Regions from separate parts of the Mus musculus genome. Here regions 1 and 2 are each linked to region 3. The links are chromatin loops, found by intact Hi-C in ENCODE. Cell type or tissue: heart. All regions are shown on one strand. Links, peaks and the distances in the headings refer to the core of each region. The heading gives the core; the rest is flanking DNA.

Region 1 (10,449 bases), core at 1,162-9,161, 110 kb after region 3:
TCAAAGCCAGCATTGTTTGTACAGTGAGACCTTGTCTCAAAAAAAAAAAAAAAAAAAGAGCAACTGAAATACTTCCTCTTGGCTGTGCAGTTGTCATTAACCCCTGCAGCACCCATTCTTATCAGCTGAGGTTGACTGTAAAAACACAGATATTATATGAAATCAGATCCCCCCTCCCACAAAATATACATATATAGGTCTGGTTGTCCTGGAACAATAGCTTGGCCTTGAACTTAACAGAGATCTACCAGCCTCTTTCCTTTGCGCTAAGATTAAAGGTATGTATCACTAAGTCCAGCCTAGGAATCACTTTACCCTGGATCTAAATCTTGGGCACATGGTGGTAATGCACCTAAACCTCCCTTATATTGAATGATACTGGCAGGCTTTCTACTCAGTTACCCAGATGATGTTCCTGGGCTTCCCTAGTTAACAGTCACTGAGGCCTTCCCAGGAACACCTAGTATCTGGGCCCATCTCTCTTCTCTGTGCTTACAGGTACCTACTTAGGCCTCTCCAGTGGGATGTGATCTTGTGTCTATAACCATAACCACAGAGCTGTACTATCCCCTCGGCACAACTGGAAAAATAAAGGGGTTGAGGGCAGAACTATCCAATGGGGTTGTGAGAAGCTCTAGCCTTCTGCATCATTCTTCTACCCCTAGCTCCCCAAACCAAGATTCAGCTTCCCAGGCAATAGAATTATTTTTTTATTTTATTATTATTTTTCTTTTTGGTTTTGGTTTTTTCGAGACAGGGTTTCTCTGTGTAGCCCTGGCTGTCCTGGAACTCACTTTGTAGACCAGGCTGGCCTCGAACTCAGAAATCCGCCTGCCTCTGCCTCCCAAGTGCTGGGATTAGAGGCGTGTGCCACCACGCCCAGCCCCAGGCAATAGAAATTCGTCCCAGTTTGTAGCTGTGTGCTACTTAAACAGCACTAATTAGAAAATCACAAGTTGAGGAAGTGGGATGTGACTCAGTTGGTAAAGTGCTTCCCCAGCATACACAGAGCCCTTGCACCACATAAACCTGCTGTGGTGGTGCATGCCTGCAATCCTAGCACTGGGGAGGTGGAGGCAGTAATCAGTTCAAGGTCATTTTCAGCTACACAGCAAATTTGAGGTTGGTCTGAATAAAGGAGACCCTGTGTGAAATAAAAATGGGTTGAGGATGTGGTTTAGGTAGAGTGCTTGCCTAGAAGGCAAAAGGTCCTGGACTGCATAAACCCAAGCATGGTGCACAGGCTCATCACCCCAGAACTTGGGAGCTGGAGGCAGGAGGATCAAACATTCAAGGCCATTGGTAAGTAGGAATCTGAGGCCAGCCTGAGCTACAAAAGACCCTGTCTATCTTCAATTGGCTAAGTAGTGATGAATCTGAGGCCAGTCTGAGCTACCAAAGACCCTATCTCCAAAAATAATAAAATCCACACATCCAGCTGGGTCTGTGGTATGTACCATATATCCCAGGACGTGAGAGGAAGAGGCAAGAAGAGCCTCAATTTGAAGCTAGCATTGGCTACATAAAATTGTACCCTATGTAGAGAAAAAGAGAAGCAAACAAGAAAATAAAATACAAACAGGCACAGGCCATGGATCTAGTCCCTAGCTGGCACTACAAATACAACAGCAAAAATTCTAAGTTTTATATTTGATTCAAGTAAAGTATAGTTAAGTGTCAATTTCTCCAGTCATACAAAGAGCTGAACTAGGTAACAACAGCACTCAGGCACAACAAACTCTCCCAATTTTTCAGGCTTACTTCAGAACTTGACTCCAAGAGACGTACTATTCTTCCAGCCACATGTTTAGTTGGATATCATAGGATGAGATGCAAGGTTCCCTGACAACAATCTAACAGCTTCTGAGGCAAGTTCTTCAGCCCCTGCAGTACTCTCCTGGGAACGAACCACAGTGTGTGTGGGGTGTCACAGAGGAGTATGCTCAGAGCATGATGCAAAGGAAGTTTGGGAAAGTCTTAGCTTGCCTAACCATCATCTGCAGTCCTTGCTCTTGAAGACTCTCACTGGGGACGGGGTTTGTTTGGGATCTGCATAGTTAACAAGCACCTCAGTTGATTCTGTGTCTAGTACATTTGAAAATCCTACATACTGGGCTGGGCACAGTGTCTAAGAGCATTAGTTGTTCTTGCAGAGGATCTGGCTTTGAATGTCACATCCACATGGTAGCTCACAACTATCTGTAACCCCAGTTCCAGAGAATCCAACGGGCACACACTTGGTACACATACATGCATACAGGTAAAACAGTCATACACAATATACAGTAATTTAAAAAATTTTTAAAATAAATGACACATTGTCATTCTGTCCTTATAGTGCTTCATCAGCTGTCACCACCAAATGCCTCTTAAGTTCTTTCTTAATTTCTTATCCAGCTTCTGAAAGACCCAAAACACAAACTCATCAGCCCCGTTTGCTTTAGATACCTTAGTGGCTTATTTATGTTGATATCTAGGCTACCCTGGACACGACGCTATATCAGGGTTCTGATTTATGGTGTCCAAAGACAATGTGAACTTTTCAAGAAATTATTATGTAAGTTAGCATTTGGTATAAACATATTACTGAAATTAATCCTCAGTACAATATACCACTCTAAGGTGGGAAGGCTGGGGATATAGCTCAGTTGGTAGGGTGCTTGCATAGCATGGGAGAGGCCTTGAGTTCAATCTCCCAACAGCACACACATAACGGCACATACCAGCAGTCCCAGCACTCAGGGATGGAGGTGAGAGGATCAGAAGTTCAAGGTCATCTCTGGCTTCATAGTGAGTTTCAGGCCAGCCTAGGCTATAGAGTGAAAGTTTGTCTTAAAAACAAACAAACAAACAAACAAACCCATAAACTCTAGGGATATAGTGATTATCAGCATAAAATATAGTGATTATCACATATTGGATATGTGAACATGCAATCCTGAGATATGGAGGGCTCACACCACATCACCTCTTCCCTCCCTCTGGTCCTCTATTGTTGAGACTATACATGCAGCTAATGGTTGCTGGGGAGAAGGAAAGCCATTTTCTTTGATGGTATAGCCATTGATAAGGTGCTAGTGATACTGTAAATTAACCCTCATTCATGATCCTATTTGCAAACCTAGTTAAACTCTGTGGGTCACAAAAACAAAACAAAAAACAAAACAAAAACCGATATGACAATGTAAGGAGACAAGGAGGCTATGGGAACGATGGAACCAGAGTTATGGGGAATATGGGTGATCAAGTACATTACACACACGTATGAAAATGTAACAGTGAAACCCATTAAAATGTGTAACTAACATATGCTAAGGGGGTGAAGAGATGGACAAGGGTCAAGAGTGCTTACTGTTCTTGCAGATGACTGGGGTTCCATTCCCAGCATCCACATGGTGCTCACAACCCCTATAACTCCTGTTCCAGAGGATCCAAGGCCCTGCAAGTGCAAGGTGCCATTAGCTCAAAACACACACACACACACACACCCTGTCATTAAAAAACTAAAAATTATACAAATACAGTTGGCATTATTAGCCCCACTGGCGACAAAGGGTTACCCTTCTTGTCTTCCAAGTTTCACTTCAACCTGGAAGTCTTCTGTGAAGTTCCAACCCTGATTAGTTAATTCCCTTCTGGGTGGGCAAAGCCTGAGCTTCCCGCTCCATGGCTCCCGCTCAGCTTCCAACCAGAGTAGGAGCACTGCTCTACCCACCCAGGGCCGCACATGCTCCGTGTATTTCTCAGTTCCCTGCACCCTCAGAACAGCCTAGCAAAGAAGGCATTATTAGTTCTCCTACGGTCTAGAGAAAACCAAGGTCCAGAAATCAGGAACCACAGCCTCTGAATTGCTGTCATAGCCTACAAAATGTGCGGCTTGGAGAGCCACGGTGTCTATTGTAAGGTAAATTACAAGCACAGACCAGCCTGCACCAGAACGCACCGGAGAATTTCCTGCAAACGACCCCAAGGCTTCCGCCTCCCTCACCAAAGCCCCCTCGCAAGCTCTCGGCCCACCTGCTGGACCGCCTGGCCACCAGTGACCGCACCGCGGCAAGCGGAGTGGAAGGGGTTACTGCCACGGCGCCCCATCCCCTGTCGACCTCCTTCCCGACCGTCACGTGGTGCGGGGCTGGGGGCGCGGCTGTGGGAGGGGTCCAAGAGGGGAGAAGAGAGCACAGCCAGCTGGGGGAAGGGCTGGGCGCTGCGGCGTAACCATGACTACTGGGCCCGTGAAGTCACCGGGACAAGATTAGCCCAGGGTCACGTGAACGCGAGGCAGGGGCGGGGCCGCGTAGGAGCCCGCCCCTGACCTGGGCAGGCTATATTTGCTGCCCGTATGCAGATGCGGACCCCGAAGTCATCCCCCACCTGGGTGATCTGAAGCCCACCTTCCTCTGACCTCAGTTACTTGGGCTCGGCACCTGGTGGAGAAAAAGTGGCAGGGATTGGAGGGGAAGACTCGTGGGGTTGCTTTGGGATACAGTACCACACATAAGTTAAGAAATGGAGATGGGACAAGAAAGGAACAGTCAAAGGAACTAGGTGAGAGACTGGCCAACAGCTTCAAACCTGGAGAATGGCCTGAAAAGCCGGTCTGAAAAGCAGAGAACTCAGGGAAGATGGAGATGAAAAACACAGATCGACTCTCCCTTCCCTAGTCCGTTTCCTATCTAGAAGTTGAGTTTTGGGTATTATAACACCAGGCCTTTTAAAATGGTTTGTGTGCCCCCCACCAACCTCCATCATCTGGGCTTAGTTTAGTCATAGAGGATGACATCCTCAGAAACGGTCTGCAGCTCTGCCTGCCTCAGATCACACAGGCATCCCCAGAGGGCCCTGTGGTATCCAGGGCCAGCAGATGGGGAGAGCAGAGAAGCCATTTCACCTGCTCGACTTTTAGGGCAGTGGTAATAGCTGAAGAAGCTGGGAGATGAGACCCAGGTAGGGTATTCAGTTATGCTCCGGGTACCCCTACCACCCCTCAGGCTGATGACAGATCTTCCAGATTGACCTGAAAGAAGACAGGGAGGGTTGAGGGTCTCCAGGGAGCCATGGTAAACTGGAGAATCCTCTTTCCCAGCAAATGTCCCCCTTTCTGCTTCCTTTATTCCTGACCCACCAGCTGTGTCTCATTAACCCAAGCTGGGTCTTGGCGCTGGGACTTTGGGAGTGGTGGACTAGAAGCCCCGGGGCCCCAGACATTCGGTCACCCTGGGGGAGGGCAACCTGTCTCCCTGGCCATCAATTATGCAGTGCCTGGGGGCGGGGGCGGGGGGGAGCATAGAGGAGGGATTCGCCTGTCACTCTGAACCACAAGGATTAAATGTGGACAGCATCTTTGTCAGACTGCAAGGGAACAGAGGTCCCTGCCTTTATCTACCAATGGAGAGGCTCTAAAGACAGCCAGCTCTCCTGCTTTACAGATGGTTCCTTCAGGGTCCCACAGGAAGGCTACAGAGTCGGGACCTGTATGCAAGTCGCCTTCACCTCTGCCTCAGTCCTCCTAGGCTTTCCCGCCAGAGGAGGCAGCAAGGCTGTAGCAGGTGAACTCTGTGAGCTCTCCCTAGCTCTATTGCTTTAACAGCAGCATCCAATGGCCTGTGTGCTGGGCCAGTGCTGGAAGCTTTGCTCAGAGGTGTGGCCATCTGCCTGTGTCTTGAGTTCTTACACCGAACTATCCCTGCCTGCTTGGACTTCATTTTCCTGCAGGCTGGGAGGTTCCACTCTCTTCTAATTAGTCTGAGGAGAGGCTGCAGAGGAGAAAGTGGCCATGGCTTGGGATTCCTGGTTCTCTACCTTTGGGACCCTTGGAGGATAGATGTTTCGGATGAATGCAGCTGTGCTTTCTGCCTGCCTGCAGGTTTACTCTCCCTTCTGACAGGATCCATTGTCCTTACCCCAGAGTTCTCCCCACATGGGAAGAATGCCCACTCTTTTAGGCCTTATTTTTAAATAGGGAGTTACCTTTTGAGAACTGGGGGAACATAGATCCCCAGGTTCTCCCCCATCAGGCCCAGGGGTTCCCTATTCTCACACTTCTGCCAGTAAGGTGGACAGTGAGGGGGCTGGGGAGGGGGTGCTGCTCAGGGAGAAGGGTTGGTGGAGCAGCCTTGCCTTATGTCAAGTCTCTGTGAGACTCTTACCTGGCCTTAAGGGCAGAAGAGGGGTAGGAGAAGGAGAGAGGGTGCAGTGAGCTGTGCTGGCCATTTTCCTAGATTAGTTCTGTCTTCCCAACTAGCTAGACACCATGTCTTTATGGATTCAAGGGAGACCAGCTCTCCTGTTTAATCAGAAGAAAGGGGGACTTGGTCTCTGACCTTTTACTACCCCGGGACCAATGACACTTTTAGGTTTCAGTGGTCATGTGACAACAGACATGCTGGAAATGCCATATTTGCTGTCTTGCTTCTGCAAACTGCAGGGAAGGCCTGGAGTCCTGCACCTCGTTCTTACCCCCTAGCTGGTTCCCTCTGGTTCATGAAGAAATAATGTCAGCCCTTCTGATGGCATGGCTGAAATTAGCTCTCATCCTTGCTCAGATCATAAAAAGCAGAGAGCAGGAACAGTATGTCATGGGTCACAGTCTCTCTCAGACAGTAAGTCAAGCATGGAAGAAGTTGAATATACAGAACCAGAACTGAATTTGCATTTAAAACTATCTGAAAGTAACCATATGAGCTAAGACGTGCCTGCAAACAGAGAGGCTAAGGCAGGTGGATCTTGGGTCCAAGGCCAACCTAAGCTACATAGTGAGACCTTGTCTTAAAAAAACGTAACAGAAGGGCTGGAGAGATGGCTCAATGTTTAAGAGCACTGACTGCTCTTCCAGAGGTCCTGAGTTCAATTTATAGCAACCACATGGTAGGTCACAAGCTCTCTTCTGGCGTATCTGAAGACAGTGTACTCACATAAATAAAACCAAAAAAAAAAAAAAAAAAAAAAAAAAATCAGGGAAGGGGGTTGGAGAAGCACTGGCTGCTTTTCCAGAGTTAACTGGATTCAATCTCCAGCACAGCATATAGCAGTTTGTGACTAATTCCAGTTCCAGAAGATCTGACACTCTCACACAAACATATATTAAGGCAGAACACCAATGTCTGTAAATTTGAAAAAATTAATAAAAAGGTCACAGGTGAAACTCTTCCTTAAATAAGATGGCGCCTCAAATAGCACAACCCAGACTTGAACTCCTTCCGTCTCTTCTCCCAAGTGCTAAGATTGCAGTCATGTACCACAAGTCGGTTACCAACTCTCTTCTTTTGGCGTGTCTATATTATTTCAGTAATAATGTTGAGTTTCCTTTATCATAAAAGATGATGGTTTTGTTTTTATATGTTTTTTAATTCATGCCCCTGGTCTAGGCATGAGGGAGCCATAGGCCTCAGGACCAGCAGAGGCTGGGGCTGCTTCTGATTGGCTGGGTGACCTATAGTATATAAGGTCTGCTAACAAAGCTGTTCTGCATCTAAATGTGGACTGTGATACTATATCAGTCATACATGAGGTTGTGGGATAGGCCCAGCTCTAGCCATATGCTGACTTCTTTCCTTGTGTGTGTGTCTGTGTGTTTAAGAGAGAGAGAGAGAGAGAGAGAGAGAGAGAGAGAGAGAGAGAGAGAGAGGTGGGTGGGTGGGTGGGGCTCTCATTATGTAGCCGTGGCTAGGTTGGAGCTTGATGTGTGGACCAGGCTAGTCTTAGAGATCTGCCAGCCTCTGCACTCCGGGGTCCTAGATTAAAGGTGTTTGCTATCATGCCATGCCAGGCCTCAAAGTCCTGATCCTCCTTGCATTTTTGACTTTTTAGCCCGCTGATTACTGAAACACGAACGCCACCAAGACTATTTAATGGGTCTTGAATAACTAAGTCATTTCAGTGTCCTCATCCCTAAAGTGACGACAGCAGAACTTGATGATGTTATAGGCATCACTGAAGTAACCAAAACAAGTTTTCGGCCTGGAACCTGGCACACAGGATGCACTCTATAGACAGCAACCATGATGTTTCACACAAAGTACATAGAAAAAAATACTTTTCTTTTTGAAACAAGGTATTATGTCACCCAGACTGGCCTTAAACTTGCAATGTGGTGAAATATGACCGTGAACTCCTGCCTTTACTTTCCCAGTGTAGGAGAAAGTGAAGCATCATGGCAGGCAGGCTTTATGCTAGGGATGGAACCCAGAGTCTTGTCTTTGCTTCTTGCATGCATGTTTGTCAGGCCTTTACCACCTGAACCACCACTAGACCCTGATACAAAGTTGTCTTTTCTTTTTAGTTTGCTGAGACAGACTCAATGTAGTCTTGACTACCCTGAAACTTGTAGTGTAGACAGGCTGGCCTTGAACTCACAGAGATCCACTTGTCTCCACCTGCCTCCACTGTGCTGAGGCTTCTACCAGCCACCATGCTCTGTGCTTCCTTTGTTTACCTCCTCAAGACAAGAGGTAATAATGAGGAAGAAAGGGAGGTAGAGAAAAAAAGAAAAAAGGAAAATAAAGAAAAATGCGACCTGCCAGGTCTGTCAGCACAGGCCTCAAAGGCTCAGCTATTTAAGAGGCTGAGACAGGAGAATTTAAAGTTCAAGCCCTGAGAGGTAACTTAGTGGCACTGTCTCAAAAAATTTGAAAACAAATAAACAAACAAACAAACAAACAAACAACCCAATGGTGTACTTTGGTGGTAGAAAGCTTGCCCAGAATGTAGGCCCTGGGGTCAATTCCTAATACCATGAATAAATAGATAAAACTGAAGAACAGGGCTCTTCTCTGGAGCTCCCTATGCCCCAGAACAGCATGGCCCCTATCCTGGTTCACACATGACCGGGCTTTCTGAGGGCAAATGGACAAACTCTCCTAAAGCCACCATGTCCTCTGCTGGCATCCTTTCAATGGATTCTAGAAAAGCTGCCACCTCCCATTCTCTTACTCCCTAGGCATGGGCAGCAAAGGCAGAGGTGGGTGCTGGAATTTCGTGTTCTCTATCATTTTATTATTAACCCCCATTCCCAGAGACTCAGAGCAGTAACTGCTTTTAACAGGGTTTTGCTCTTGTGAAGAAGTCTAGGAAACCCCAGCCACACCTTCCATCTTCCACCTCCATCCACCAAAGATCTAGGACTTGGCAAGTATTGGACCTTGGGGTCTTCCTGGAAGTCAACAGTTGGTTAGACCCAACTTGGGGCCCAGATAACTTTCCATGAGAGATGGCAGCACTCTTGAACTTGTAAACACTAATGTTTGGACAGCAAGGCCCAGAGGGAACTTGGGCTGTTTCCTTTCCAAATTCTTGCTACTGGTGTAAGCTTGGGATGACCCTCTGCCTGAAAACCACGAGGCGGCTGGGAGAATCAGAAGAGAGTTTAGAGTGAGGCTCCAGGTGCCTGGGGTGTGTGAGACCTCATGTGCATGCTCTTTTGGTTGAAGGCCAAAGAGGCAGAAGACAGAGAGCCGCAAGGCTCCTCCCTGCAGCCCTACTACTGTTTATGGAACCCACCCCTCTTCTCTTTCTACCCTCAGCCAAAGCCTTGCCTACCAAGATTGTAAGCCAAGGAGTTTGGTGAGTGTGTGAGAAAAAGGGAGGTTTGTGAAGCGCCTGACTAGGGAAATGGGTTAAGGAAACCAGAGACGAGCAGGCAGAAGAGAGAGAAAACTACATCCAAATGGAGGACGGGGTGCAACAGCTGGACGGTAGGGAATGCCACAGCTGGAGATTAGAGGGATTACAGATGGACGGGGGAGAGGGCCCTGCCAGGGCATGCAGGTGTAGGTGCAGCCTAATTTTCAGGTAGAGCCTATTAGGTGCAGGAGTGGGGGAGGGGGGCGGTGGGTATATTAGGCCTTGCCCTTCCATCCCTTCCCTGGAGGGGGCCACAATTCTCCCTCCTTTCTAGGTCCTGAGGTTGAGGAGGAGAGGACGTGCTCTTGCCCGCTGTCCTTTAGGTCTTCCCCTAGCCACCCTCATCCTCGCATAATCCACCACAGCTTTGGAGGCTCTTGGTCTCCAAGCTGGGCCGCCGCATCCCTCAGCTTCGCCCGGTTCCTTCCTATCTCCAGGCGTCGGGTCCAGGGCTCTAGTTCCTTCATACCACAGCTTCAGCATCCTCGAGTCACCTCCTCCCCCACCACGCCACAATTGTATCCCGACCCTCCCTCCACGCCAGGATCCCAAGACCCGAACCCATCCCTGCCCCCCACCCCCACAAGTCGCCCAGGCTCTCACCTCGGGGGCTCCGCGGCCGCAGCACAAAAGGCGGCGCTGCTGCAGCTCCGCTCCGGATGCTGCTCCCGCCTCCTCCTCCTCCTCCTCCTTCCCTCCTCCCCCCGTTGCCCTCCACCGGACCTGGAGAGCTGTCACCGGCGATGCTCGTGTGGAACTCAGGTGTACGGGTGTCAGCCCCAGCTTTTAGCCCCCACCCCCTACTCGAAGCCCCGTCCCCACTCGACTTGA
Region 2 (10,449 bases), core at 1,291-9,290, 300 kb before region 3:
GTCTCGCCCCCAGTCGTTAAGGGACCAACGCTGCTCCCATGTTATTCTCCTCTTCACACTACGGTGGGCAGATCCAGGGAGAGGAGGGGACAGCGGGAGCTTGAACACACAGCGGTGAAGAATGTGCAGTGGAGTGGTGGGAGGAGTGAGGGAGATTGTCCACAGACTCTAGATAGGAGGGATGAACTGGGGTGGGAGGGGTCAGAACTGCAGTGAAAACTTGCAGTGAGTAGGGACTAAGGGGGACCTGGACAACTGGTGGCAGCCCAGCCAGCCACTGACCTCACTACCTCTGGGTGGGGAGGGGGCATCCGGAGAACCTGGCCACCCCTGTCATAACATGCAGAGGCAGCGAGGCAGCTGCCTGTGTGTCCCCACTGCTATTCCTCCTTCCGAGCGAACGTCTTAGACAATTGCTGCCTGCCGCCTCAGTGCACAGAGAGTAAACATGTTGTTCTGACCGTGGGGGAGGGGGTCATATTAGCTGCCTGGAGCTTGGGGACACTGAGAGCCAGGGGCTCAGAACTGGCTGCAGTCAGTCTGGGTATTATGTGATAGTGCTTGTGTGTCCTGGCCGTCAGCTCACAGTATACAAGCCTCTTGTGGGGAGGGCAAGATGGGAGGAGAGTCAGACCCCCCACTCTGCCAAGATTCAGAAAGCCCTCACATTGGAAGTGGGGGTGTGTGTGACAAGGACATCACATAGCTCCGCCACGTGAGAAGTCCTGAGTGAACCCTTAGGGAGGAGTTGACCCAGCCAAGGTGACGCAAGGGGTCACATTCCAAGCCCTGTAGAGGACAGGCCTCATGACTACCCTGAAACAGCTGTGGCCAAGTGTGCCTTAGAGTTCACAGACTTTTGGCTGGAAGAGAGGGAAGCAGCATCGCTCTAAGGAAAGGTCCCTGCCCAGCCTTGGAGATGAGCCCACTAGGAACACATACCCCTATTTGTCTGTCATCCCACCCGCAGCCGAGGAAAGCAGAACCACACAGCTTCCGGGAGAAGGTTTTCCGGAAGAAAACTCCAGTGTGTGCAGTGTGTAAGGTGACCATCGATGGGACCGGTGTCTCCTGCCGAGGTGAGGTGGTGCTCTTGGTGCCTGAGCCCTCCAGGCAGCACTTCTGTGTGGCTCAGGCTCTAGAGACAGGCAAATTCAGAAACAAATGCCCTCACTCTTCTTGACACCCACCTTGCCACAGCCCAGGAGATTTGTGACTCTACCACCTTCCCATCCTTACCTGTGACTAGGGTCTTCCCTTCCTCTTGCTCCTCCTCCTCTTCTTCTTCCTCCTCCTCTTTTTCTTCTTCCTCCTCTTCTTTTTCCTCCTTTTTCCTTTTCCTCCTCCTTTTCCTCTTCTTCCTCTTCCTCTTCCTTCTCTTTTTCCTCTTCTTCCTCCTCTTTTTCCTCTTCTTCCTCCTCCTCTTTTTCCTCTTCTGCCTCCTCCTCTTTTTCCTCTTCCTCCCCTTTCTCTTCCTCCTCATCTTCCTGTTCCTCTTCTTCTTCCTCATCCTTTTCTTCTTCCTCCTCTTCTTCCTCCTACTGTTCTTCCTCCTCTTCCTCTTTCCCCTCCTCACCTCTATTCATCCTAGACCCCAACCCCCGGCCCTCTTCCCTTACTCCAGAGCAGAACCTGTTGATAACCAGCTCTGTTCTTCAACTCCTAGTAACCTAGTGTACCAGGGTCCCAGAGCTGGCTTCTAAGGCCTGTGGGGCTGGAGCACAGTTATTTTGACTATTCCCGTAAGCCTCTGCTAACCTCTACCCTTTCTCTCTCTAGTCTGCAAGGTGGCCACACACAGAAAATGTGAAGCAAAGGTGAGTATGTGGTTCTATCTAATGGGGAGATGGTGTCTTTCCCTGTCCAGACAGGCATCTTCAGCCTCACTGGCATGGGCCACCATGTCACCCTGTCCCCTGTCACTCACTCCTGGACACCCCTTCCTGGGTGGCAGGGGTGTTGTGTTGGGCTCTTTAAGAAACACCCTACTCCACCCCTGGAGGGTTGGCCCAGGAGGGTGGACAGTGAGACAGCGTTTGTCTTGGTGCTGTGCCCAGGCTGCAGCTGGCGAGAGGATGAGGGGGGGTGGCTGCGGGGGGAGGAAGGGCGGGGTGGATAGAGAGGGAGCAAGATTTCAGAGACCAGGCACCCTGATGGGAGGTGCCTTCCCTCTGAGGAAAGGGTCCTCAGGATGCCTGCGTTGGTCTCATCCTGGGTAGTGAAAGCTGAGCCTGTTCAGGTATAATACCCTGTAGCTGGTACCCGCTGTCCACTGAGAACCTAAGGTAGCCCTGCATCTCTGAGGAACGTTCCTGGTGCTCCATCAGTGCAGGGGGTAGTCCCAGGGCCTCAAGCTAGCTTGGGGGAGCTCTGTGCCCATGGGTGGGGTCTCAACGGTGAAAGAGGCTAGTGTCCACCCCTGGCCATTGCCTGGCTGGCTGGCTCTATATATAACTCCTGTCCTGCCGCTGGATGAATGGGGGTCTGTGTGGGCAGGGGGCTGAGAGCCAAGAGCAACAAGCAGGGGGCCCAAGGGGTGGGAGACCGAGAGGCAGAAGCAAGGCTCCCTTAAATAGAGGAACCTCAGCTAGAGGTTGTTCATCAGGTGACAGCCCCTGCACCTTCCTACTGAGGCCTGGCACCCCATTTCACCAGCACAGCCTTTAACTCCCACCTCTTTCCAGGTGACTTCATCCTGTCAGGCCTTGCCCCCTGCGGAGCTGGTGAGTGTGTTCTAGGATGGGGCAGGGAAGGCAAGGAACCTGACTAGTATCCCCGGGGTCTGGTGGTCTCAGAGTGGGTCTCCAGGAGGTTATGTAGAAATGAGTGCTGTGGTTATTGGTCAGTTGTCCTCAACAGATGGCTGTCGGAGCCCTTTCTGGTTACTGTCTTCTAGAGCTTGTTGGGGGCTAGAGTCCTGTCCCTAGGGAATGAACACTGACATGCGCTCCCACCCCGCCCCACCAGGTCCAGACTGGTCCTTGCCCCTGCCCTAACCACTCCCATTTCCTCCCCCACATCCTCCCTCTAGCGGAGAAGCACAGCCCCGGTCCGGCGCATAGAACACCTGGTAAGGGATGCTAGGAGCCTGAGCGGGGAGGGGCGTGTGGGTAGCTCTTGGAGTAGGGACCTATATTTCCAGAAGACCACGGTTTGTAGAACTTTTGACCGGGAAGCCTAGAATCGATGCATCCGAAGTGATGTCGACATACGGTTTCTAATCCACCAGGGGTCCACCAAGTCTCTGAACCACTCAAAGCAACGCAGTACTCTACCCAGGTGAGTGAGGATGCCCGGCGATCCCACGTCACCCCAAGACAGTGCTCCCCCTCGGGACCATCCACCCTAAGGACCTAACAGGTCGCCCAGCGTTCCCCAGGGTCCTTACCATCATACTAGCCCTCTGGGGCGCCACGTTTCTCTGTTCCCTAAATCAGCTTTGTGGCCTCTCCCAGGAGCTTCAGCCTAGATCCGCTCATGGAGCGTCGCTGGGACTTGGACCTCACCTATGTAACGGAGCGGATCTTGGCCGCAGCTTTTCCTGCACGACCGGACGAGCAGCGACACCGAGGCCACTTGCGCGAGCTAGCCCATGTGCTTCAATCCAAGCACAGAGACAAGTACCTGGTGAGGAGCGGGTGGGCCAGATGCAACCAATGAGAGGGCTGGGAGATCAAAATGGGGCGAAGCTACTGTTTCGCTATCAATACCTGAAATGGGGCTGGCAAGGGGGCGGTGCTAGCATGGCGGGGCGGGGCCAGGCGGGGAGGGGCGGGGCCGGAGCTGAGCCAGGCACGCAGCTTGCAGAGGATTCCGCCCCAGCGGATCGCAATCGAACTATTTTAGAGCAAGATGCTCACTGAGGGTCCACCTCCAGCACCTGTGTCTGAAGTCACCCTCATCTAACGCTGCTTTATTTCAGCTCTTCAACCTTTCAGAGAAACGGCATGACCTCACCCGCCTGAACCCCAAGGTAGGAGGGAAATGTGAAAAGGCTCGTTACTGGTAGTAGCAATTGACATCCACCTTTCTCATACCACTTAAGATACCTAAAAACATGGTGCAGGGGATATCACCCCACAGTATGGCGGAAAATTTCCAAGCTATTGTGGACTACTACTAAGTGCCCACCTTTGCCCCAGGTCCCTGTATTGTATCCATATCCATGTTCCTGTCACACACACACACACACACATATATATATATATATATATGCAGAGTTGTACCCTTTTACTTCCCCAGGTGCAAGACTTTGGTTGGCCTGAACTACATGCCCCACCTCTGGACAAGTTGTGTTCCATCTGCAAAGCCATGGAGACGTGGCTCAGTGCCGACCCTCAGCACGTGGTTGTGTTGTACTGCAAGGTGAGCTGGGACCTTGGGGTCACAGCGCTAGGGCAACCTCAGCCTAAATGTCGCAGGTTCCCCAGCTCTGTCTCTTTATCCCGTAGGGGAGCAAAGGCAAGCTTGGGGTCATCGTCTCTGCTTATATGCACTACAGCAAGATCTCTGCAGGGTGAGTTGCCCTGCCTCAGTGGCCTTTCCTCATCTGTCCCTGTCTGAGCTTTTCTCTCTTTAGTCAGACTATAAACTTGGTGCGGTACCACCTCTCTCCACTAGTGGGCCCAGCACTCCACAACAGAGGAGCTGGGCTAGTTTCTTAGGGCTGTCAGCAAACTGCCATCGTAGATTGGCTTAAAATGATATATCTCAGTTGTCTTACAGTTCTAAGGTGTTGAAAGTCAAGTGTCAGTGGGGCCACGCTGTCTCTGGGACTCTAGGCAGACTCCTTCCTTGCCTCTTTCCAGCTTCTGGTGGTGCCTGACAGTTCTTGGCTGGCAGCAGCCTCCCTCCAACCTCTGCCTCCGTCATCACATGGTGTTCTCTTTGTGCGTCTATTTCTGTCTCTCCTCTTCTAAGGACCAATCGCCCTAATTAAGGACCCACCTTGCTCCTGTATGATCTCATCTTAACCTATCTAACCACATCTGCAAAGACCCTATTTCTAAATAAGGTCACATTTGAGGTACATTTCTCCGGGGGAGGGACACAGTTCAATCCATCAGGTTGTCTAACTGCCCCCTTTGACAAGCGAGGAAAGCCAGGTTCAGGGGACAGTTGCCCTAGGCCCAACAACCGGGAAACTGACTATGCTGTAGGGCCTCTGGCTCTCCTCACCACCACTGGGAGTTCCTCTGTACAGAGGATCTCATGATTCCTCCTTCCCTGGGGTTTAGGTATAGAAGGCCAGAATAGGACTGGTTCCTAACCCCCGACCTGCCCTGCTCTCCCCAGGGCAGACCAGGCGCTGGCAACCCTCACCATGAGGAAATTCTGTGAGGACAAGGTGGCCACGGAACTGCAGCCCTCCCAGCGCCGGTGAGCACCCCAGTGGGGAAGGGCTGACTCTCCTGTTCGGGCAGCACACCTGAATCCCACAGTGCACGGGAGCAGAGCCAGGCCCTGTGCCAGATTCTGGGAAATCAGAACAAACAAGATCAGGTTCTCCTGGCATTTATATGTTAGTAGAGTAGAAGGCAAGAAGCCATGCGTAAACAGACTAGATCGTTCTGGCTGGCGATAAGGTCTGTGAAGAGAATAAAGCAGAGGCTTGTAAGAAAGACTCCACAGGATGAGCAGGGCTTGCCCCCTTGAAGCATAAGATTAAAAGAGCAGTCTAGGTCTCCCAAGAGCTGCTGAGTTGGTGTGAGGCGCCCTCTAGAGGAAGACGCTGATGCTTTCTTGGCACTTCCCCCGCCAGCTATGTCAGCTACTTCAGCGGACTGCTGTCTGGCTCCATCAGAATGAACAGCAGCCCACTCTTCCTGCACTATGTGTTTGTTCCTGTGCTGCCAGCCTTTGAGCCCAACACAGGTGAGTCACCCCGGGATGTATTCCGTGAGGATAGCCACCTACTACCCCACACCTCTCATGGCCTCTTCCACCCCTCCAGGCTTCCAGCCCTTCCTCAAGATCTACCAGTCTATGCAGCTGGTCTACACATCTGGAGTCTAGTGAGTGCCCTGCTCCCAGGCCCTGACATCTGCCTGATTGCCCAGCCAGAGAGGCTGACTATGTCTAGCTACCTCTGTGCCCTCCCTGGATGCCTCTGACTATTCTGCCTTTCTCTCTACCCACAGCCGCATAGCAGGTCCAGGGCCTCAGCAACTTTGTATCAGCCTGGAGCCAGCCCTTCTCCTCAAAGGCGACGTCATGGTGAGGGGCGAGGGTTGTAACACTGAGGGGAATCCTGAGGATGCAGACTGCAACGGGGGTGGGGGGCTTCTAGCCAGATAGTCAGCTGACAAGGCCTGTGTCTTAGGGTTTTACGGCTGTGAACAGATGCCATGACCAAGGCAACTCCTTTTTTTTTTTTAAGATGTATTTATTATTTATAAGTAAGTACACTGTAGCTGTCTTCAGACACACCAGTAGAGGGCGTCAGATGTCATTATGGATGGTTGTAAGCGCCATCATGTGGTTGCTGGGATTTGAACTCAGGACCTTCGGAAGAACAGTCAGTGCCCTTAACTGCTGAGCCATCTCTCCAGCCCCCAAGGCAACTCTCATAAGGACATTTAATAGGGGCTGGCTTACAGGTTCAGAGGTTCAGTCCGTTATCATCAAGGTGGGAGCATCTGAAGGCTGCTAGTAGAAGACTCCCTTCCAGGAAGCTAGGAGTAGGGTCTTAAAGCCCATGCCCACAGTGACACACCTACTCCAACAAGACCATACCTTCAAATAGTGTCACTCCCTGGGCCAAAAGGGAACCCTACCCATACTATCCCAAGAGAGTTCATGTTGAGGTTGGGGCATGACAGAAGCAGTGGCCCAGGTGGCCCTTGGAGCAAAGGTGTAGGTAAGACAAAATGGATGTGATGGCCTGACCCCAGCCTCCTGCCCTCCCTCAGGTAACCTGCTACCACAAGGGTGGCCAGGGGACAGACCGGACCCTCGTGTTCCGAGTTCAGTTCCACACATGCACCATTCATGGATCACGGCTCACCTTCCCAAAGGACCAACTAGATGAGGCCTGGGCTGGTAAGTCAGAGGCCAGTGAAGTGGGTAGGGAAGGGGACGCCAGCGGGGCGTGGCTCCTCACCTCCACCACCTCCACAGATGAGCGGTTTCCTTTCCAAGCCTCAGTGGAGTTTGTTTTCTCCTCCAGCCCTGAGAAGGTCAAAGGTAAGAGTGGGAGCTGGTAAGAGTGGACGGAGTGTTGAAGGTGCAGGAGCTGGAGGGGCGAGGTGTTGAAGGCTTGGGGTGGGGGAAGGGCAGTCCCCTACTCAGTGCCCCGGTGGCCTTCCACAGGCAACACCCCACGGAATGATCCCTCTGTCTCCGTGGATTACAACACGACAGAGCCTGCTGTACGCTGGGACTCCTATGAAAACTTCAATCAGCACCATGAGGATAGCGTGGACGGTGTGTGGGGTGGTGGGGCAGGTGGGAGCTGTGCGGCTTGTGGGGAGAGGCACGCTGAGTCAGCACTGTCCCCACTCACAAATTCTTCTCTGCTCAGGCGCCTTGGCCCACACAAGGGGCCCCCTGGATGGCAGTCCTTATGCCCAGGTGCAGCGGGTCCCCCGCCAGACACCACCAGCACCTTCTCCAGAGCTTCCCCCACCCCCGATGCTCTCTGTCAGCAGCGACTCTGGCCACTCATCCACGCTAACCACAGAACACACAGCAGAATCCCCCGGCCGGCCGCCCCCAACTGCTGCTGAAAGACAGGAGCTGGATCGTCTGCTGGGAGGTTGTGGAGTGGCCAGTGCGGGCCGTGGTGCTGGGCGAGAGACCGCCATCCTTGATGATGAAGAGCAGCCCTCTGTGGGTGGAGGCCTGCACCTTGGGATGTATTCAGGCCACAGGCCTGGACTCAGTCGACGCTGCTCCTGCCGTCAGGGCTTCCGGGAGCCTTGTGGGGTCCCTAATGGGAGCTACTACCGGCCTGAGGGAACCCTAGAGAGACGACGACCACCCTATGGGGGCTATGAGGGACACCCCCAGGGCTACGCAGAAGCCTCTGTGGAGAAGAGACGCCTCTGCAGGTCACTGTCAGAAGGGCCGTACCCCTATGCACCCGAGCTGGGGAAACCAGCCAATGGGGACTTTGGCTACCGTCCAGCAGGCTACCGGGAGGTGGTGATCCTGGAGGACCCTGGGGTGCCTGCTTTATGCTCATGCCCTGCCTGTGAAGAGAAGCTGGCACTGCCCACCGCAGCCCTGTATGGACTGCGACTAGAGAGGGAGGCTGCAGAGGGGTGGTCCAGCGAGGTAGGCAAGCCTCTCCTGCACCCAGTGAGGCCTGGACACCCATTGCCTCTGCTGGTGCCTGCCTGTGGGCATCATCATGCCCCAATGCCTGACTATGGCTGCCTGAAGCCACCCAAGGTGGGTGAGGAAGGGCATGAGGGCTGCTCCTATGCCGTGTGCTCTGAAGGCAGGTATGGGCATTCAGGGTACCCTGCCCTGGTAACCTATGGCTATGGAGGAGCGGTTCCCAGCTACTGCCCAGCATATGGCCGGGCACCTCACAGTTGCGGATCTCCAAGTGAAGGCCGAGGGTACCCCAGCCCTGGTGCCCACTCACCACGGGCTGGATCTGTGTCCCCGGGGAGTCCACCCTACCTGCAGCCCAGGAAGCTGGGTTATGAGATTTCTGCGGAGGATGGGAGAGACAAGTACCCACTTTCTGGACACCTGGCCTCAACAGGACCCTTGGCTTCTACAGGTGAGGACCCTCAAGTGGGAATGTCCAGGGTAAAGGAGGGTTCTGAATGCTACTGGGGAGGCCGTGGGTGGGAAGGAGCTGAGCCAGGCAGAAAAGCAGGCTCCTGTTTCCCAGAGCTCTTCCCTCCCGTCTCAGAGTCACCTGAACCATCCTGGAGGGATGGCTCCAGTGGACACAGCACGCTACCTCGGTCTCCCCGAGATCCTCAGTGCAGTGCTTCTTCAGAGCTGTCTGGTCCCTCCACACCCTTACACACCAGCAGCCCAGTTCAGGGCAAGGAAAGGTACACAGAGGGCCAAGGCTACTTGGGCATGTTATATGGGTGTCTGCAGCCCCAACAAGGAGCTGTCTGTTCACCTACTTTTCCTTGCAGCAACCGACGGCAAGACACCACCAGGTCTCCCTCCTTGGCACCCACTCAGAGACTGAGTCCTGGCGAGGCCTTGCCCTCTGTTGTACAGGGAGTTGCTGAAAAGACTCCTGAGCTGTTGACAAGCAGCAGGCCTGAGCAACTGGACCCTAGCCCCTTCTCCCAGACCTCTGCACCCGGCTCACCCAATGGCTGGCCTCAGGAAAGGAGCCCAGGAGGCCACACCAACAGTGCTAGTCCTCGGAGCCCTGTGCCAACCACCCTGCCTGGACTTCGCCATGCCCCGTGGCAGGGCCCTCGGGGCACTTCAGATAGCCCAGATGGCTCCCCTCTTACTCCTGTGCCTACCCAGATGCCCTGGCTTGTGGGCAGCCCAGAACCACCCCAGAGCTCACCCACCCCTGCCTTCCCCCTGGCTACCTCCTATGATGCCAATGGTCCCATTCAGCCTCCACTTCCTGAAAAACGACACCTGCCTGGGTCTGGGCAACAGCCGTCGCCACCAGCCAGAAGCACCAATCAACATGTCACCTTTGCATCTCCTCTCCCAGATGTCACCCAACCCCCAGGTATAAGGGTCTAGGAGGATTGTGTGTCCTTTAAAGAACCTCACCTTCCAGATAGAGACCATGGCGAGCCCTGGAGTCTGAACTCAGTCCCTCCCTCTTCTAGAACACCCTTTACAAGAGAACCAAAGCAATGTCAAGTTTGTCCAGGATACATCAAAGTTCTGGTACAAGCCACATCTTTCCCGAGACCAAGGTAAGAGGCCAGAAAATGCCATGTGCCTGTCCCAGTCCATCTCCCAGGCCTGTCTTGGCTGTAAGCCCATTATCCTGGTAGGGCCTTTGGTTCCCTCTGTCTCTGCTCTTGGCTGAACAAAATAGAGATTCTAAGTTTTGGCCTCAGACTAAATGTTGTTCCAAGTCCTATGACCCAAAGCCCCAGATTCCCACCACCCTCACAGCTGTCAGAGTGAGAGACTTGGGAACCTGCTAGTAGAACTGTGTGGGGCTGACAGCCATCTCTAAACTTCTGCCCTGCAGCCATTGCCCTGCTGAAAGACAAGGATCCTGGGGCCTTCCTGATTAGAGACAGCCATTCATTCCAAGGAGCCTATGGGCTAGCCCTCAAGGTGGCTACACCTCCACCCAGTGCGCAGCCCTGGAAAGGTATAGAGCTCTCAAGCTGAAGGTGCAGATGGGGAGAGGGGAGAACTTGTAGGACCAGGATGGTGGGAGTGAGGTGGTGCACAGGACGTCTCCATGTAGGGGAGGGTTGAGGCAAGCCGCCTGCTGCTTGGGGGAGAGTTCTGTGGGGAGAAACTGAGTTCCTGGGATGCCAT
Region 3 (10,449 bases), core at 1,400-9,399:
CAAGAATGCAGATAGTAGCCGGGCATGGTGACGGCACGCCTTTAATCCCAGCATTTAGGAGGCAGAGGCAAGCGGATCTCTTAGTTCTAGACCATTCGGGTCTACAGAGTGAGTTCCAGGACAGCAAGGGCTACACAAAGAAACCCTGTCTCGAAACAAAACAAAACAAAACAAAACAAACAAACAAACAAAATGCAGCTAGTAACCGGTGTCGTGAAACGGTTTTAACCCCAGCTAGGTAGAGGTAAGATCTCCGTATGTTCAAGGTCGGTGAGGTCTACAAAACTAGCTCTAGGACAGTCAAGACCTGTTCCTTGCAACCCTTGTTTCGTTCCCCACCCCCAAGTGCGGATGGACTAGGAATTAACGTAACTTGTCTTCTGGACTGTACCTCAAGCCTTCCTATTTGTTTTTAGAGACAAGGTCTCTTTATGTAGCCCGTGCCAGCAATGGACATTCTCTCCTCAGCAGCTACAACCTTTCAATTGCAGACTGCAATGCCTGCCAACACAACCACCTCCTGCCTTTTGTTTGTTTTTTGAGACAGGGTTCCATGTACCCATCCCCTATTGCTTCAGAGACCATCTGTGGGGTTTATATTAGGACAGTCTTATTACAGGCTCTTCTCAGAAGAGGCAATATGTATTTGTGGTTATACCACAGTTCAGCTACAGAGAAAAAAAAAACAAACAAACTTAAAATTGTGTGGAGTTTGTTTTTATTTCATTGTGCGGATTTAGGTGGCCTGGGACTTGCTTTTAGACCAGGCTGGGTTTGAATTCACTGAGATCAGGTTACTTCTGCCTCCTAGGGCAGGGATTACAGGATTAAAGGTGTTTCTACCACAACCACTCCTGGGGCTTTAATTTTTTTAAGGCCTGTATTTGGGGAAAATAGCCAGGAACTCTAGATCCTTGTACTTCTGACTCACAGGTAAATGACATCATGGAAGGCTTACACACTCCTGTGGCTCTAACCCAGGGGTCTTACTCTATAAGAGTAGGCTGGTCTTGAACCGTCTCAGCTACCTGTTTTCTTGACCTTGACTACCAACACTCCCTCATCTGGTGTTTCTTCTTAGCTAGGCAGGCCATCAGTATCACCATAGCCGCCAGCTGATTGCAGTACTGAATGCCTGGCTATCACTAGGCACCACTCATTGTTGATGCTAGCAGGAGTCACAGTGCTTGTCTGGTTAGGAAACAAAGATAGCCAACTTACAATGGGTCTTTTAAAATAATGATTACAAACACTGTCTGCATCCAGTTCTAGGGTTCTCATAAGTTTCCTAGATTTTCATACTGAAAAGCCTGGTTTGCTTCAATTCTTTTTGCTTTTTTAGGCATTTATCTCTGCCCACCCACACACACCCTCTCTTTTCTTTTCTTTTTTTTTGGGGGTGGGGGTGGGGGTATTTTTCGAGACAGGGTTTCTCTGTGTAGCCCTGGCTGTCCTGGAACTCACTCTGACCAGGCTGTCCTCAAACTCAGAAATTCGCCTGCCTCTGCCTCCCAAGGGCTGGGATTAAAGGCGTGTGCCACCACGCCCAGCTCCCCTTCTCTTTTCTTGTTGGGCTGTTTTCTCTCTTGTTGGGTTTGACCCAAGGTTTCATTAGCCTGATTTGCTTCAAGCATACCATGTTGCCCAGGTTGGCTCCAACTCTGTCTCTTGTGTCTCTCTTTTGGTTTTTGGAACGTGGTCTCCCTGTGAAGGTTTGATGGCCTAGAGTCAGCAATGTAGGTCAGGCTAGCCTTGAACTTGTAACCCACTACTTATTTTTTCTGTCTCTGACTCATAAAAGCTACCATTACAAGGATCCATCATTACCTGACTGCCAAAGCTCTTTAAACCATGGGTGTACGCACCAATGCGTGCGCTAGTGAGATCATATATTCTAACATTACAGAGTTAGAAGCAGGTGGGCACACATTCTGGCAAAGCCTGGGCTATAGAGTAAGACCTTTGTCTCAAAGGAAAGAAAACAAGTTAGAATAAGGATCACCATTTGTTTCTCTCCACCCCTTAAGTGAGTGAGTTAGGTGTGGTCTGGTGCTGACTATCCTAGGCAGCTGTCAGAATCATCAGAGCTTGCCTTACAGGGATGAGTAATGTAGTCTTTTCCTTCCAGGAAGTTCTTCCCAGTCCTGAAGCTTTCTTCTCTCCAGTCTCTTCCCTTCTTTTCTTTTTCTTTCTTTTTCTTTTTTAAATTCATGTCCAGCCAAATCGCTGTTGCCTTTTTTTTTTTTTAAGATTTATTTATTTATTTATTATATGTAAGTCCACTGTAGCTGTCTTCAGACACTCCAGAAGAGGGTGTCAGATCTTGTTACAGATGGTTGTGAGCCACCATGTGGTTGCTGGGATTTGAACTCCAGACCTTCGGAAGAGCAGTTGGGTGCTCTTACCCACTGAGCCATCTCACCAGCCCCTTCCCTTATTTTCTTAATTACTTTAAATTACATTTATTTATTTTGGGAAGAACACAAGCCACGGTGTATGTATGTATGTAGGTCAGAGAGGAGCTTTTGGAATGTACATTTAATTTGTGGAGGATACAGGGCAGTGTGCGTGTGTGAGCTTGTGTGTGTGTGTATGTGTGTAGGTGAGAGGGCAGACTTTGAGAGTTGCGAGTTCTCTTATTGAGTGGACCCTGAGACTGAGCTCTTGTATTCAGGTTTGTCTGGCAAGATTTATCCTGAAAACCATCTCTGCTGTCCAGATTTTATTTGTTATTTGTTTTTGTTGTTGTTATTGAAATACTTTATTCAGAGGCTTGGGGGAAAATTGTAAAAGTCCTGGCTGTTTGCTGTCCTGGGCAGGGCAGATCTTAGAGATCTCTCAGTTGCTAAGAGCCTTTGTTACTTGTTTTAATTATTATTATTATTTTTATTTATTACGTATTTTCCTCAATTACATTTCCAATGCTATCCCAAAAGTCCCCCATACCCTCCCTGTTTGAATTATTTTAAGTGTGTGCCTTTCAATCTAAAAGTTCAGGAGGCAGTGGGGCAGTGGTGGCTCATGTCTTTAATCCCAGCACTTGGGAGGCAGAGGCAGGCAGATTTCTGAGTTCGAGGCCAGCCTGGTCTACAGAGTGGGTTCCTATTATGACAGCCAGGGCTACGCAGAGAAACCCTGTCTAGAAACAAAGCAAAACAAAATAAAACAAAAAAACCCAAAGAACATACAGGAGGCAGACACCAGCAGATTTCTGTGAGTTTAAGGCCAGCCTCATCTACAGAGTAAGTTCCAGGACAGTCAGTGCTACACAGAAAAACCCTGTCTCAAAAAAACAAAAAAAATATTAATTCACATATGTGTATACTTGGACTCAAAGTCTTTGTAGTCCAGGGTACTTTTGAATTTGATTTCAATTAAGTCCTAATTTCAGCCACTACCCAGTACGATGTTGGTGTTGCAGTGTGTTTTTAAAACACTGGTACCTTTAAAAATAAAACACTTAGAGGCCACAAATCCCTGAATGCATAAAGGTGCTTTCTGCTGAACAACTGGAGCAAAAAAGAAAGCCTACTCCACAATCCCATTCCATACTAATAAAGAAAGCCCCTCCCTACTGAGGCGTGGGGACACTTGGAATCCCCAAGCTGGAAGGGAGTCAGGGAGATTGTTGGTTCCAGGCTAGCCTGGGCTACATAATAAGATCCTGTTTCCTGTTCTTGAAAGACCAGGTTAAAAAAAAAAAAAAAGATGGTGATAGCCCATGCCTTTAATCTCAGCCAGTACTCAGGAGGCAGAAGCAAGTAGATCTCTGTGAATTTGAGGCCAGCTTGGTCTACAGAGTGATTTCTAGATAGCCAGGGCTACACAGAGAAATACTGTTTACCCTGGCCACACCCTCACCCCCCCTCACCCCCCCCCAAAAAAAAAGAAAAAGGGAAAGAAAAAAAAAAAAAGATTTCATAGAGGACTTTATTTTGGTAGTTCAGGTTTTCCTCCATGTTTCCGAAACCTGATTGCTTCAGCCTCCCAAGTACAGAATTACAGGAATTGTCACCATATGAGGCTATATAGGACTTTTTAGGACAAAACTTATTATTTATTAGCTTTGTAATCTTGGGCATGTTACTTCTCAAATTAATTTTTCTCCACTTAATATTTCTGATGCTGAATATCTTTCTTTCTTTCTTTCTTTCTTTTTTTTTTTTTTTGGTTTTTCGAGACAGGGTTTCTCTGTGTAGCCCTGGCTGTCCTGGCGCTCACTTTGTAGACCAGGCTGGCCTCGAACTCAGAAATCCAATCTGCCTGCCTCTGCTTTCCATTGCCCGGGTGAATATTTTTCTTAACGTCTTAATTTTCGTTGTTGTTTTGAAACATTGTTGGTCTGCACAGCCCTAGCTGTCCTGAAACTCAGTATGTAGATCAGGTTGGCATCAAACTTAGAAGAGATCCTCCTGCCTCTGCCTCCAGAGTTGGGTCCTAAAAGTGTGTACTACCATGCCTTACATTGAGTTTGTCATAATCAGTGCTAAATGCCTATTTAACTGGGACAACCAGGTATCTCAGCTGTCACTTCACATTTCCAAGGCCATCTCCAAAGGAGCAGAGAGCCTCGGTTCCTATCTTTAAAGTGTTTCCCTTTTTTTACAGGAGCATCCAGCCCGTAAAGTAGGACACATTAAGTGATTAACTGTATTAGTTCCAAGTACTAAACGTGGTGACACCAGTCAGTGACAAAGTTTAAATGAGGAGAAAGAAGGCGAAATGGAGGCCAGAGATTGAGGTGCCTAAGGCAAAATCTTTAACCTTTGTGATTGCAAAAGGAAGTAACTAGGTTAGCGTGCTTTCTACTAAGAGGGAAAATGGAAGTAGTTTATGAGAGCTTGGCTTCACGAAGTTCCCCAGCGTGCGTTACTCTGAAAGCTGAGTTGGTTTAGCAGGTCTGGGGCAGCTTAAGAAAATGGCGCTTGCTACATCTTCCCGAAAGACTTCCATATTGGTCAGCTCAGTCGACTTGGGTTTTCGCGTGCCGTCACCAAGCTGTCGTCCCGCCCGCCGCCGCAGGGCTTCCACCCACGGCCAGGGGGAGCCGCCCGCCCATCCCGGCAGGGGTGACATTCGAGGGGTGCTGTGTAGGAGCGGGGAAGGGACAACCCGAACAGTCTCGGGCGACGCGACACTCTCGCCCTCACGCGTCTCGACTCTGACACTTGTGGAGGGCTCCACTCAAGCGCACACCCTAACGAGGGAAGGAAGCCTCCCGAGGAGGGCCAACATGGCGACCAACTCCTTTTGGCACAGCCCGGTTCCCTCCTCAGGATGGGCGGCCCTGTAACGACCATTGGCCAAAGCTAGAGGCGGTGCCATGCTGCCTTCGCTGCCTCATTGGCTTGAGTATCGGAGGAGGAAGCCTGTTCTCCTCTCCCCATTCCAAGTTCCAGCCTCCACCTTCTCCTCGGCGCGTAATTGGCTGTTCGTTCACGTCAATACGCGTCCTGTTCCGGCTCTTTTCAGTTATCGTCCAATCAGAACTTTCTTAACTGCCCGCCTGAATTCTGATTGGTTTAGGAAGCTTGCTCCTATCCCATTCCGGCCTATTTCTTACTCTTCCCCCTACACGGACTTTGCCCAGGCATGCCCAGGATTCTGGTTGGTCGTTGTCCTGTCTTTCTTACTTAAGCTCTTCCTATCCCTACCGCTCACGGAGCCCGCCTGGAGGTTGACTGGTTTCTCTGCAAGTCCATCGTCATCTCATCCCGCCCACCACCACTTCCTGAGTTTCTAATTGGTTGCTAAAACTGAGAGGGCGGCCTTTCTGGGCGGAAACCAAGTACGCAACTTGCTCTTACACGCCTCAGCGAGAGAGCGAGTCCTACCATTGGGTAGGCAGCCCGCCTTTCCTCTGCAAGGCCCTCCTTTCACCCTCCCTCATTGGGCGGGGCAGTAGATAAGGGGCGGGGATTAGGCCGGGCTTGTGGTGCGCTGCTCCCTCCTCCTTACCCCCCCCTCCCTGTCCGGTCCGGGTTCGCTTGCCTCGTCAGCGTCCGCGTTTTTCCCGGCCCCCCCCAACCCCCCCGTACAGGACCCCCTTGAGCTCGCCCCTCAGCTGCCACCATGAGCGGTAAGGATGAGTCCACTCCGAGCCTAGGGGTGGGAGGGGAGTGAGGGGGCGCGCGCGAGGACCGACCGGGCGGTCCCCGCTGTGAGGGGGGGCGGGCGGGAGGCGGCGGCGGCGGCCTTGGTCCCGCCCGGGGCGGAGGGAAGGGAGGGAGAAGGGGCAGTGGCGGGGCCTCGGAGGAGGAGGGGGATGGGCTACCCGCCCCGGGGGAGGGGGCAGCGTGGCCTCGCCCGCCCCCTGCCCGCCCCGGCCACGAGGGACGGGCCTTACCCCCCACTACCCGGCCGGCCGCCTGAGGCTCCTCCCGTCGGGGGCTGGCGCCGCGGGGGCGGCCCGACCAGTGCAGGCCCCGCCTGGGCCAACCGCCTCCCCGGTCCGCCCGCCCTCCGGTCGCAGCCTGCCCCGGGCCCTCCCCCGCACCCCCGTAAATTTCCCTTCCCCCATCCGACCCGCCCTTGCCACGCCTCTATCCCCGAAACCGCCCCTTCCTTCTTTGGACCGCCTCCTCAGCCCCAAACCTGGGTTCTAATCCCTAGACCCTTACCTGTCCTCTCAGATGTTTCCTCACCTTCTCTTAGGATTTACTCTTTCTCAGTCCCTTCCTGTTATTGTTTACACTAGATCTTTCTTCATCTCTTATAGTCCTAATTTTAGCACACTTTCCATCCACCCACATGTTGGGTCTCCTTTTCCTTCCAGGATGCATTTTTTTTTTTTTTCTTTTTTGAGATAGGTTCTATGTGGTATTCGTAGTAACTCGAAGTTACTATTGCAGCCCTCAGACTTTTAGCTGTCTAGGTGCCTCTTCCTCTTGAGTGCTGGGATTAAGAGTGCTATCAACCCTAAGGAGCAACTCTTTATTTCTGAGACACTGAAATTCCAAATTCCCTTTCTCAAAAGGGCTATTTGTATTGGGATCAGTTCTTACTCTGTAGGCCTGGAAGACCTAGAACTGGTGAACCACCTGGCTCATCCTTCCAAGTCTTGGGATTATAGGTGTGAGTCACCATGCCTAGCTTCCAAAGCAATTTTTGAGTCATTTCTGGGGTTAATTTGTGCATAGGAAAATAGTGGCCTGTCTTGGGCACCATTAAGCTATGTGTCTATGGCTTTGGCATCCCAATTTACTATGTAGCTGAGGATTTCTTTGAACTTTTGCCTCCACTTCCAAATTCTGGGATTTTAGGCTTACCACCATATTTAGACCTATCTGGCTAAGATCTTTTTAAAAACTGTTCTGTCAGTCATTGCTGACGGTCAAATCCTTAATTTTAAATCTTATGTTGTTTTTAACACACCCCCCCCTACACACACACATACACTTAATTTATTTCTTTTGTAATTATTTTTAGACCAAGATCACTCCATGGATGAAGTGACAGCTGTGGTGAAGATTGAAAAAGATGTTGGTGGCAATAATGGGGGTAGCGGCAATGGTGGCGGTGCCGCCTTTTCTCAGACTCGAAGCAGCAGCACAGGCAGTAGCAGCAGCAGTGGTGGCGGAGGAGGGCAGGTGAGTGATCAAGGATGGGGAATGTGTTGAAAGGGTATAAATATTCTTAGAAACTTCCTTAACCAAAAATTCTGGGAAGAAAAATACAGTAGGGAAGTACACTCAGAAAGATAGGTGATCTAGAGGGTCCCCAGATACGAAAGTTGGAACAGTATACAGAAAGTGAGCATTTTGTTTCTGGTTTTTGCTCTATATTCCTGCATTGTTGCTGTTTTGTCTGTTGAATACTGCCCCCTAGGCCAGCTATTGGGTGCCACTAACTCCTTTCCTCTCTTCTGGCCAGGAATCCCAGCCATCTCCTTTGGCTCTGCTGGCAGCAACCTGCAGCAGAATTGAGTCACCCAATGAGAACAGCAACAACTCCCAGGGTCCGAGTCAGTCAGGGGGCACAGGTGAACTTGACCTCACAGCCGCACAACTTTCACAGGGTGCCAATGGCTGGCAGATCATCTCTTCCTCCTCTGGGGCTACCCCTACCTCAAAGGAACAGAGTGGCAACAGTACCAATGGCAGCGAGTCTTCCAAGAACCGCACAGTCTCTGGTGGGCAGTATGTTGTGGCTGCTACCCCCAACTTACAGAACCAGCAAGTTCTGACAGGTCTCCCTGGAGTAATGCCTAATATTCAGTATCAAGTAATCCCACAGTTCCAGACTGTTGATGGGCAGCAGCTGCAGTTTGCTGCCACTGGGGCCCAAGTGCAGCAGGATGGTTCTGGTCAAATACAGATCATACCAGGTGCAAACCAACAGATCATCCCAAATAGAGGAAGTGGGGGCAACATTATTGCTGCTATGCCAAATCTACTCCAGCAGGCTGTCCCCCTTCAAGGCCTTGCTAATAATGTGCTCTCAGGACAGACTCAGTATGTGACCAATGTACCAGTGGCCCTGAATGGGAACATCACCTTGCTACCTGTCAACAGCGTTTCTGCAGCTACCCTGACTCCCAGCTCTCAGGCAGGCACTATCAGCAGCTCTGGATCCCAGGAGAGCAGCTCACAGCCTGTCACCTCAGGGACTGCCATCAGTTCTGCCAGCTTGGTGTCATCACAAGCTAGTTCCAGCTCCTTTTTTACCAATGCCAATAGTTATTCAACAACTACTACCACCAGCAACATGGGAATTATGAACTTTACCAGCAGTGGCTCATCAGGGACTAGTTCTCAAGGCCAGACGCCCCAGAGGGTTGGTGGGCTACAAGGGTCTGATTCTCTGAACATCCAGCAGAACCAGACATCAGGAGGCTCGCTGCAAGGAAGTCAGCAGAAAGAGGGAGAGCAAAGTCAGCAGACACAGCAACAACAAATCCTTATTCAGCCTCAGCTAGTTCAAGGAGGACAAGCTCTTCAGGCCCTTCAAGCAGCACCATTGTCCGGACAGACCTTCACAACTCAAGCTATTTCCCAGGAAACCCTTCAGAACCTCCAGCTTCAGGCTGTTCAAAACTCTGGTCCCATCATCATTCGGACACCAACCGTGGGGCCCAATGGACAGGTCAGTTGGCAGACCCTTCAGCTGCAGAATCTTCAAGTTCAGAACCCACAAGCCCAGACAATCACCTTGGCCCCTATGCAGGGTGTTTCCTTGGGGCAGACTAGCAGCAGTAATACCACCCTAACACCCATTGCCTCAGCTGCCTCCATTCCTGCTGGCACAGTCACTGTGAATGCTGCTCAACTCTCCTCCATGCCAGGCCTCCAGACCATTAACCTCAGTGCATTGGGTACTTCAGGGATCCAGGTGCACCAGCTTCCAGGCCTGCCTTTGGCTATAGCAAACACCCCAGGTAAGACATCCTTCCTTTGCATTTATCACAAACTAATACTTCCCTGGTACTATTGAATCTAAAGGGGGAAATAGAACTTTCTGAGATGTTTACTCAAGGCTAAACACCCAAGCAAGTGTAAGATGTTTTTTAGTTAAGACATTTGGAACTTAATCAATAGAAATATGTTCTGATGAGAAAGGAGCACTTCTGAGTGATCCTGTGGTCTCTACTTCCTAGTGTCTTGGTACCACAAACTAAGGCTTGGCGTGCTTTCTGCATAGGGTCCAGTATTAAATATTTTATGCCTTAGTGATCCATGTGGATTCTCAGTCATATATTTCGTGTTCTTTTTGGTTTTCCCTTCATCCAGCAATGATAGGGATTGAACATGGCCTTCTGAATCTTCTGTACACTCGTTGTTAGATCTCTGACCCCTTGGTTTGCAATTGGTTTTCAGAAACACCCTTTTAAGAAAGTAAAAATGGATCCTGATGATGTGATGGTTCATGCCTTTAATCCTAGCACTCATGAGGCAGAGACAGGTGGGTCTGTGTGACCTCGTGGCCAGCCTGATCTAAGTAGTAGTTCCTGGACAGTCAGGACTAAGTAGGGATACCTTGTCTCAAAATAAAGATTGTAAAACAGAGACTGGAGAGATGGATGGTTTAGCAGTTAAAGTGGCTGCTCTCCTAAAGGACCTAGATTGAATTCCCAGCACCCATGTGGTATCTGACAACTGTGACTCCAGTCCAAGGAGATCCAACTCCTCCTTCTTCTAGCCTACTTGTCATTGTATGAATGTGGCACACAGTCATATATTTAGGTAATACACATAAAATAAAAATAAAATCTAAGATAACTAGAATGTGAAACCAAGACTAGGATTGATGCTAAGCAGTAAAATGCTTATTTAGCACGAGTCTAGACTGTGGATCCATGTTCAGCACCATATGAGAAATTATTTTTTGAGACAGGGTTTTTCTGAGTAGCTCTCTTGTTCTGGAACTAACTCTATAGACCTGCCTGCCTCTGCCTCCCCAATGCTGGGATTTTAGGCTTGCACCAATGTGCTGTGCTTTTCTTTGTCCTTT

What was found. Hi-C counts contacts between places; a loop is a spot of excess contacts. Peaks named below come from ENCODE experiments on the same cell type or tissue, not always from the same donor. Only the 100,000 strongest peaks of a DNase experiment are listed, where the experiment ranks them.
Region 1: it touches region 3 in a loop (2.1-fold over the local background); 3 of 42 quality-filtered maps call a loop at or near these places.
Region 2: a loop joins it to region 3, with 3.0 times the contacts of the local background. A loop is called at or near these places in 2 of 42 quality-filtered maps.

Annotation. Positions count from the first base shown.
Region 1 is chr15:102,506,567-102,517,015 of GRCm38, forward strand. It overlaps Map3k12 (mitogen-activated protein kinase kinase kinase 12), which reads right to left and starts at 10,438. Exons shown (of 16, transcript NM_001163643.1): 1 at 10,222-10,438; 2 at 3,353-3,439; 3 at 2,724-2,812. It also overlaps a transcript of Tarbp2 not described here. In heart, for the core only: no CTCF peak of the experiment used is centred there; DNase peaks (open chromatin) are centred at 4,215 and 4,945; H3K4me3 peaks cover 2,746 bases; H3K27ac peaks cover 2,511 bases.
Region 2 is chr15:102,103,560-102,114,008 of GRCm38, forward strand. It overlaps Tns2 (tensin 2), which reads left to right. Exons shown (of 29, transcript NM_153533.3): 2 at 971-1,079; 3 at 1,780-1,817; 4 at 2,685-2,723; 5 at 3,032-3,070; 6 at 3,230-3,279; 7 at 3,456-3,627; 8 at 3,923-3,973; 9 at 4,243-4,365; 10 at 4,452-4,516; 11 at 5,296-5,379; 12 at 5,762-5,874; 13 at 5,954-6,014; 14 at 6,141-6,216; 15 at 6,912-7,041; 7 more. Among named protein-coding and RNA genes, the nearest start is that of Tns2, 5.8 kb to the left of the region's middle. In heart, for the core only: CTCF peaks have their summits at 3,058, 4,622, 5,717 (motif pointing left) and 6,439 (motif pointing right); DNase peaks (open chromatin) are centred at 1,992, 2,402, 2,982, 5,812 and 7 weaker places; H3K4me3 peaks cover 1,540 bases; H3K27ac peaks cover 1,289 bases; H3K27me3 peaks cover 781 bases.
Region 3 is chr15:102,400,344-102,410,792 of GRCm38, forward strand. Sp1 (trans-acting transcription factor 1) reads left to right here and starts at 5,973. Exons shown (of 6, transcript NM_013672.2): 1 at 5,973-6,079; 2 at 7,429-7,589; 3 at 7,873-9,376. The coding sequence starts at 6,073. In heart, for the core only: CTCF peaks have their summits at 5,051, 5,265 and 7,823; DNase peaks (open chromatin) are centred at 5,568, 5,738, 6,348, 8,098 and 3 weaker places; H3K4me3 peaks cover 3,465 bases; H3K27ac peaks cover 2,850 bases.